2 separate regions of the Homo sapiens genome follow, and region 1 is linked to region 2. The links are chromatin contacts, found by Hi-C or POLR2A ChIA-PET in ENCODE. All regions are on one chromosome and are shown on one strand. Each heading gives the region's core, a stretch centred on a gene start or an enhancer-like site at or near the end of the contact. The rest is flanking DNA. Distances are from core to core; before and after follow the strand shown. Region 1 overlaps LOC107984934 (a long non-coding RNA gene). Region 2 has its middle 220 kb from the start of LINC01756.

What was found. Hi-C counts contacts between places; a loop is a spot of excess contacts on that map. ChIA-PET counts read pairs that join two places held with the same protein, here RNA polymerase II (POLR2A).
Region 1: a map of mammary epithelial cell shows a loop between it and region 2 (2.6-fold over the local background). The contact joins two enhancer-like sites. A Hi-C loop is called at or near these places in 3 of 168 maps with a recorded cell type or tissue (PC-3, PC-9 and mammary epithelial cell). POLR2A ChIA-PET finds 5 or more read pairs at or near these places in 1 of 52 experiments (K562).

The regions. Positions count from the first base shown.
Region 1 is chr1:29,687,243-29,692,022 of GRCh38, forward strand. It overlaps LOC107984934 (a long non-coding RNA gene), which reads left to right. Exons shown (of 3, transcript XR_001737958.2): 3 at 1-2,055. Among named protein-coding and RNA genes, the nearest start is that of LINC01756, 340 kb to the left of the region's middle. RefSeq lists an enhancer at 2,108-2,607. Within about 2 kb of position 1,334, at least 3 of the 41 ENCODE cell types and tissues checked have a DNase peak (open chromatin) inside an H3K27ac peak, as active enhancers do; they include PC-3, where a contact is called at or near this core.
Region 2 is chr1:29,567,352-29,571,583 of GRCh38, forward strand. No RefSeq gene overlaps it. Among named protein-coding and RNA genes, the nearest start is that of LINC01756, 220 kb to the left of the region's middle. RefSeq lists an enhancer at 2,485-3,684. Within about 2 kb of position 2,805, at least 3 of the 41 ENCODE cell types and tissues checked have a DNase peak (open chromatin) inside an H3K27ac peak, as active enhancers do; they include PC-3, where a contact is called at or near this core.

The DNA.
Region 1 (4,780 bases), core at 84-2,583, 120 kb after region 2:
TCAAATCTTAGCTTGGACTCAGCTTTGTGACATTGGACTTGTCAATGAACTTCTCTGTGCCTCCTTTTCTTCCATGTATGTCCATTTAGCATTAAAAGAACTAACGAATGCGTGGCAAGCCCTTTGCACAATAGTTGACACAAAGCCAGGGCTCAACCAACAGCTTTTCTGTCTCCTTATTGCTGTTGTCAGTAGGATTATCTAGCTTTTCTATAGGCATGTATTGTAGATGTTTATATACGATATATTTTGTCATTGAGATCTTACTGTATTCACCTGTCTCTCTCTTTTTTTTTTTTTTTTTTTTTGCTTACCATTCTGTTGTGAGCATTTTCTCACATCATTAAAAAGTTCCTCAAAAACGGGATGTTAATAGCTTCATAATGGTCCCTCATTGAGATGCTTCATAATTGACTTTTTCATTCTTTCTGGTTGGATAGACAGGGCATTACAGTTTCCAGCTTTTCACTGTTATTATCAGGCTGCAATAAGCATCTCTAGGACAAATTCCTGGAGGTGGAATCAGTGCATCAGAGCACTGACATTGCTGAGGCTCAAGAGCGTTCCTACTTAGTTGTCTTCCAAAAAGGTTTCCAGCACTGCATGAGAATGCCTGTCTCACCACACATTTACCAGCTCAATTGTTCCCTTTTTATTTAGTCTTCATGAATTTCTCAGGCCCCAAATTGAATTTCATCGTCTTTTGGAGGCACAGAGCTCTGGCCCATGGCTCTTGTTTCCCAGCAGGGTGATAATTAGATTATCTTCAGAGGCTTCCAGCAAACCTCATGATGAAAGGCAGGGCAGCCCTGGGCATGGAGTCAAAGAAGCTGGGTTCCCATCCCAACTCTGTGCTCTCTCACTGTGTGACCTGGGTATATTCTATCTCCCTCTCTGGGCCTTTGTTTATCAATCTACTCCAACAGCCTCCCACTTGGTCTCTCTGCCTCCAATGCATCCAATGTCTGGAACAGTGACTGGCATATAATACGTGCTCAACAAATATTTATTGAATTCTGAAATGAAAAAGTGACCTTTCTACAGGAAGAAGCTGCCACATCATTATGCTGCCTCCAACATTTGCTTAAGCTTCCTAACATTCTGTTTACTTTTTTGGTTCTCGCATGAATTTCTGTTTCTACTTAGGATATGAAAAGACACATGAGACAAAATGAGAAAAAAGGCCAGATAATCTACAGAGTCATAACTTTTCTTGAGCCCTTCAGAGAGCTGGAGTCGCAAGGCAGCCAACTGAACTGAAACCTAAAGGATGACAAGATCTTCTGAGAAAGACAGAACCACCCACTCCTGCACCTCTGGCAGAACCCTGGAGGGAGAGTGGGCTGCCATAACAGACAGCTAACACTGCAATGAATTCTTAAAGGCTGAGTGTGCAAAGGCTTTACAGCTGAGCCATCCCAGGAGCCCCCACACTTAAAAGGAGTTCACGTTCCTTCATCAGCTGCTTCCGGTAAAGCTCAGGACAAAGACGGGACAGGACAGGGATCTGAGTCAGCCACCTCTCAAGGGCACAGGGACATGAAAACCCTCCCACTTCCCAGACCCTTCTCTTATCGGAAGCAAAAGCCTCAAACCACTTCCCTGGGGCAGGAAAAACCTTCTACCCTGGAGGCTCAGACAAAGATCTGTTGTCTCTGGGGGAGGGGCTGGAGCAAAAGCCGTTTTCTGCTGGGGAAGGGGTAGGAAACCCTTCCACCTTGGTTCCTGGTTGAGACGTAGAAGTTGAGATCTTTGTTCTCAAAGAGGTCTGGAGAGATGCCTGCAGCCTCTCACTGGAGGACCAGCCGTGCTGCTCTTGCACACAATGTCACCAACGAGCTGGTCTCCGGGGGTCCTCAAGAGCCCTTCAATGGCCAAAGTAGGGGGCAGGCTGGGCTCTCAGGAGGATGTTGGGCCGTAGGAGAGGGTGGGCCAAGGGAAGGAGGCCATCAGAGAACAGCCTTGTATGGGCGGGGCCGGTCCCCATTGTGGGGAGGGCCATCCCCACTGGTGAGTGGGGCCATCCTGGAGCAACGAATTAACTATTTTAGAGGTAGAAATGGGGTCACAGAGTCCAGTCAGGTGTGAGTCCACTGGAGAGGCCCTGGACCTACTGTGAAGCTAGGGCAGGGGGCAGCTGTAATGCCAGAGACTCTGTTGCTCAGAGCTGGGAAGCTGGGGCCTAACAATGCAAAGACCCCACCCATCCCCAGCTGTGCCCACCCGGGGCCTTTGCCCTCCCAGCCCTCCTGCTGGGGCCTCCCCTCCCCCCTCCGGCGTTACAGCTCCCACGACACCAGGTGGCACCCTTGGCACAGCTGCGCCTCATCACCTGGAGCTTCCCTGTCCTGTCTCTCCTGCTGGAGCTGAGCTCCACGGGGACAGGGATGGGTCTGCTTCCGTCATCGCTGTGTCCCTGGAGAAGGGTGGGCATTCAGTGGGCACTTGGTACATTTGGTGAAGGAACAGGGCAGGACTAACTTTTACTGTGGGGGAGAGATAAAGGAGAGGAGGTATCTCTTGGCTTCCCAGTCTGGGACCCTGGTGGGGATGGCAGGACGTTTCTGGGATAGGAAACCCCAGGGAGGAGCGGGCTTGAGGGATGGATGGGGAGCTCTGAGGGCCCTGGGCCCAGCCAGCAAGAGCCAGGCTTTGGTGTTCTCCCATCTCCCTCCCCCTTGACAGCTTATGGCCACACTTTGCCCCAGTGGGTGGGATGGATGCCTCTCCCGCATCGTCATTTTCTAGCGGTAGTTTGAGAAGTTCTTGCTTTCCCCTCATCTGAGGGCTGCTAAAGACCCAGACACATCCACCAGGCACCTGGACGGAAAAGGCAAGGGGAGGAGAAGGAAAGTGAGGAAGGAAATCAGTTTTCTGTATCTGGTTTAGATCTAGATTTTTAAATGTGAAAGCTGGGAGAACCTAATGATGGGCTGGAATTGGGCTTCCTCCGGGGGAAGCTGGCTTGGCGTTTTCCTGCAGCATCCCTGTCTGCAGCACCATTCCTCACTCCAGCTCTTAATTCTCCCTTCTCCTTTACAATTGACAATTATTTCCTGGGCACAGTCCCCAGACACGGCTGGGAGGCTGGAGACGCCATCTGCAGTCGAGGTGCCAGGTGACCCCCTCGGGCTGGGCTTTGCTGAGGCCAGAGGAAGAGGGGAGGAAGATGCACAGGACTGCGAGCTACCGAGGGAGACAGGCTCCATCCTAGCCCTCACTCTGGGTTGGCACAGAAGTGTGCTGAGGGCAATTTCTGTTTCCTCCATGCTCTCTGGTGATTGTCAACTCAAGAAATCACCGTGGGGCTCTGATGAGAATCCCACAGATGGGGTGATGAAGGTCTGCTGTGTGATCTTGTGCAAGCCTCAGTTTCCCCATTTGAACAGTGAAGTCGTTGGTGTAGCTCCGTGGTTTTCAACCCCAGCTGCAGAGATTTCCTCTTCCAGTCAGGATGGAGTGACAGGGATTGGATTCACGCTTCCTCCCGAGGTGATGAAAAACAGACAAAATCGGTGAAAACAGTGGTTTCCAAGACACTGGGCATGAGGCAATGAAGGAGAGATGAGAAGCAAGTGAAAGGAGGCTTGCAACTTCCCTGGCTTACGGCCCTGAGAGCACTTCCAGGTCGTGAGGTGGGGAAGAAGGACCCAGCGGAACCCAGGGAGGTCCTGGAGCTGAGGAGATGGAGCTGAGATTGCAGAAGATCAGGGTGGCTGGATCTTGCACACGCAGTGCCAGAGCGGAGAGAGCCGCATAGAGAGAGAGCGAGAATGCTGGAGAGTACGCAGGAGGGTCTTGCCTCCACCTGGGGAAAAAGGAATTCTAGACTGAGAGGTGCCCTGGTCTCACCTTAAAAAAACCTTAAAAGCAAGACCCAAAAGGATCCCACTGTTTTCAGGCAACTTAACTGCATTACAGAACTGCTGGGGTTTAAATGTGTCCCCCAAAGCTCACATGTAGGAAACATCATTCCCAGTGTGGCCGTGCTGAGAGGTGGGGCTTTTAAGAGTTCAGTTGGGCATGAGGCTTTCTGCTTCATGAATGGATTAATGCCAGTTATAAAGGGCTTGGGGCTGCGAGTTCGATCTCTTGCTCTCCCTCTCATCCTTTCTCACCTTCTCGCTTTCTGCCATGGGATGATGCAGTAAGGAGGCCCCCTGAAGATGTGGCTCGTTGACTTTGGAATTTCCAGCCTCCAGAACTGTAAGAAATAAATCTCTGTTTGTTATAAATTGCCCAGTCTCAGGTATTCTGTTACAGCAGCGCAAAATGTACTATGACAAGAACAAAGCTCGGGAATATAGAGAAAAAAAAAACCCCAGCACTCAACAAGGTAAAATTCACAATGTCTGGCAAAGACAGCTGGAGTGGCTATAGTCATATCAGATGAAGTAGGTTTCAGAGCAAACAATATTACCAGAGATAAAGAAGGCCATCATGTCAATTCATCAAGAGAAGATAACAATCCTAAACGTTTACGCACCTAATAACAGCACTTCAAAATATACGACACAAAAACTGATAGGACTGCAAGGAGAAACAGACAAATCCACAGTTGTAGTCAGAGATTTCAACACCCCTCTCTCAGTAATTGGTAAACAAGTAGATAGAAAGTCATAAAGGATAGAGAGGACTTGATCCACACTATCAACCAACTTGACCTAATTGACATTTACAGGACGCTCCACCCTGCAATAGCAAAGTATACATTCTTTTCAGGTGCATATCTAAATAGGCCAAGATAGACCATGCTCTGGGTTATAAAACAAATCTCAAT
Region 2 (4,232 bases), core at 1,555-4,054:
AAAATGACTCTTCGATAGAGAGCAGACTCAAGTTGCCAAATAATCAGAAGACCTAATAAAGGCATGAAGTATCAAAAGTACTACATGAGCAACAGTTTTATGAACTTAAACATTTATCAGAGACAACATAAACCTGTCTGACCAGAAGACTCAGGCAAAAATGTCTGAATTTAAGACATTTCTATTTTGTCAAGAATCTTAAATTTTTATTTATCTAAAATCATATGAATCTGAGAAGCATTTGTACTTATTTATGAATACTCCTTTATATATAAGCCAATTTGGTCCCATAGACAATATAGAGACATGTATAGACAGACACAAAGACCCTACAGCCTTGATTTTAAAACTCTAGCCATAAAACTGGCAAAACTTAACATTCTAAAAGGGCAGCTGGATTCAAATTATGCCTTTGAAAGTGGAACAAGTCAAACTCCACTTGTCCTACATGGCACAGCCCTCACTGAGCCCCAGAGGAAACAGAGTTGCAATCCACATCATAAAGTGGAGAAAGAGAGAGAGTTTAAACACCTTAAAGGAGGAGTTTGGGTGTGCTAGAGGAAGACCAAAGACCAAAAAATAGATGCCAAAGTAACAGAATCATAGGAACTCACTATAGGATTTTACAAGGAGACCAACTTCATTTATATAGGTAGCTTTTTATTTAGTCTATTTCTTCAATAGAACTAATGAGCTCAGGGCAGAGCCGCTCAGGGCAGAGCTGCTCAGGGCAGATCCCAACAGGGAACAGGGCCAACAAAGCACTTTCAGCTTTTAGGCCCTAACAATTTAAATATATGGAAGCAGCTCCCTGCAGCAACAACCATTTCAGCCACCTCCAAAGCTGCACAGTCTTATGCCAAAAATACAACCAAACCAAACTGAGTGCCTTAGTGGATAGAGCTTTAGAATTGCCTTTATTCTTTGGATCTCTAACCCAAAGCCAGGACTCTAACCTGACCAAGATCTTCCTGGGGTGGGACTCTAACCCACAACCTGACAAGGGTGGGACTCTAATCCACAATCCTGGACCAAAAGGATGGGACTGTGGCCCACAATCTTTATGATGAGAACAAATCAACGTAAAACATAAGCTCATATTAACAAGGCTGCTTACCCAAAAGATGTCTGATCCAAAAGCTGTTTCTTTTCTCAAAAGTGAAAGTAGCACCAAGGACCCTGGAGTGCCATGACAGAGAAGAAAGGACCTCACAGCCAAGCCTCTAGACAAATGCCTACACAGCTACTGAGGGTTGGTGAAGAGGGCCTGCACCCCATCGAGAGGGTACAGTGCTTTGGGTAGGTTTTGTCCCATCTGGGTCGCCAATATTGTTATTGAACAATTGGCTCACTACATGACACACACAGAAGCCAATACTATGGCACTAGCTTTTGAGAAAAGAAAAAAATATTGCATGTCAACTGTCAAGGAGATAGGCAGTGACACTCAAACCTGTCTCCCTGGTCTGGTGGGTGGGTCAAGTTTGATGGCATTTTTAACTAGTCCCAGGTGATGCCAGGCTGGTGGTGGTAACAATTAGGGTAAAGCTTTTTCCCATTATGCATGCCCAGGCAATTTTAGCTCTGTGACACCTGTAACAACTTAAGCAATTGTTAATCACTTTGAGCTGATTCTGCAGTTACAGGGGATGGTGATGAACATGTGAGGAAACCCAACATAGGCTGGAGGAGAAAATGATGGATGGGGATTAGCTCCTGAAGGGGATCACAGAAAACTTGGCTGAGCAGGTGATGTTGAGCAGGACTGAAGGCAGTGAGAGTGGGGCCTCACTGGCACCTGGGGACAATATGTGCAAAGGCTTGGCAGGGGAACTGATCTGCCCAGAGAGGATGTCCTTCCAACCACTTACATCTATGCCTCTTGGTCACATGTGGGCCCCATGCTGAGGGCCAGGGAAGGAAAGAGAAGCAAGGAGGGAGGGTCCCTGTTTTCTCAGCTTCATCAGGGAGACAGGGTTAGATACACGATGATGTTGCACAGTGGTCAGGGTGCCGACGGGGCTATTGCAGTAACAGAGAGACATGGAGGCAGTGTAAGTGGACCCAGATTGGCCTGGTTCACTTCTTGCTCTGATGCTTCCTTCTTCAGCTCCCAGAGCCTCTGTACCAGACTCCTGGTCTGGATGATCTTGGAGTCGTCTTTCCAGGCCAAGTAAGATGGATAGTTAGGTGGATGGAAGGGCAGAAGGACAGGCAGGCCTGGATCCTGGTCTCTTCTCAAGCCCCTCAGTCCCCCTGGCCTCACACTGCCTGGGTTTCTCTGAGCGCAAGATGTTCATAGCCTATTTTCAAGAGTCTGTGATGCAAATGTTCTAAGTGTCCAACATCGTCCCATTCTAACATCCAATTGTATTCTTGTTTTGTGAAACTCACTTTGATTTTGGCTATTTTAGTATCTTTATATCCTGTATTTTGAATCTTTGAATATTATAACATTTTGTTATTCAAATTTGTTTCAACATCCTCTGAGTCCCCCTTGGTGAATGCAGCCTTCTGTGACCCTGTGAAGTGCACACTCTCACCCACTGCTGGTGTAGACATTGAGTTCCCCCAACCTCAGTCTCCCCGAGGCTTCCAGGTACTTCCCCAATGCTATCCTTTAAATCATGTCCAGTAAACCATCCATGGTCCACTCTGGGGCCCACTTCAGACTTTCTGAATTTGTTGCCGTCACACAATATTCTTAGTCATGACCATGGCAATTAGAATGACTATGCTGGGTCATCAACTTTTGCTGGATTTAGTACTGATGGTGAGTCAGAGCCTTGCCCAATGAGTAGGCCGTCGGTCACCCTGGCTGTGCCTGACAGGTGTCCACTTGGTGGACAGCACTTGCCACAGTTATGCAGTGACTCATCCCAGGCTCCTGTAAACACCCAAGGAGTTTACCTTGCCCACTGCATAGACAGAGCCGATTCATCAAGGCAGGGGAATTGCAATAGAGAAAGAGTAATTCAACCAGAGCCAGCTGTGCAGGAGACCAGAGTTTTGTTATTACTCAAATCAGTCTCCCCTGAGCATTTGGAGTTTTTAAGGATAACTTGGTGGGTGGAAGGAAGCCAGTGAGCCAGGAGTGCTGATTGGTCAGGGGTGAAATCACAGGGAGGGGAAGCTGTCCTTCTGCACTGAGTCAGTTCCTGGGCGGGGGCCACAAGTTCAGATGAGCCAGTTTATTGATCTGGGTGGTGCCAGCTGATCCATCAAGTGCAGGGTCTGCAAAATATCTCAAGCACTGATCTTAGGAGCAGTTTAGGGAAGGTCAGAATCTTGTAGCTTCCAGCTGCATGACTCCTAAACCATAATTTCTAATCTTGTGGCTAAGGTTAGTCCTACACAGGCAATCTAGTCCCCAGGCAAGAAGGGGGTCTCCATGGGAAAGGGCTGTTATTGTCTTTGTTTTAAACTATAAACTATAAACTAAGTTTCTCCCAAAGTTAGTTCTGCCTACGCCTGGGAATGAACAAGGACAGCTTGGAGGTTAGAAGCAAGATGGAGTCGATTAAGTGAGAACTCGTTCACTGTCTCAGTCTTAATTTTGCAAAGGTGGTTTCACTCCCACAGGCAGAGGATGCAGCCTCTCTCAAGCAGTGCTGGCCTGTGCCACCTGGGCCCTGCAGGGAGCCCACCCAGGCTGTTTGGGTTCCTGGCTTTCCCTCCATTTCCTACCCAGAGCTTTCATGTTCTCTCTCTTCTCTGCTCTCAGGACAGCATCAGACCTTTTATCTTTGCAGGCCTCTCCTCAAGATTTTAGATTCTGATTCCAAACCCCAGTGGAGGAGGCCCAGTCTTCGTTAATGATCCCTGAGTCCCAGGCATAGTGTGACCTAATGGTTAGATCACAGGCTTTGGCTAACCCTGGTCTCTTCCACTTCCCTGCTGAGACTTCAGGAAGGTTACTTAACCTCTCTGAGCTCAGTCTCCTCAGTGTGAGTTGAAGATAATAATAGCATCTACCTTGTGGGGTGGATTAAGTGTAGCAACACCGGTAACAAGCTCAGCGAGGATTCTGTTATTGTTGCTATCCTGATGTGTCACAGCTGGTGATTTCTCTGCCCCGAGAGCATTCAGGTGGCCCCTCTAGGCTTCTCGCCACTGGAGCAGTGGGAAGAAAATGGGCCCCGGAGCCCACAGACTCAGGTTCAGGTTCAGCCTCCAGCACTCACTCAATGTGTGTCTTGGGCAAGTGGCTTAACCTTTGTGAGCCCCATTGG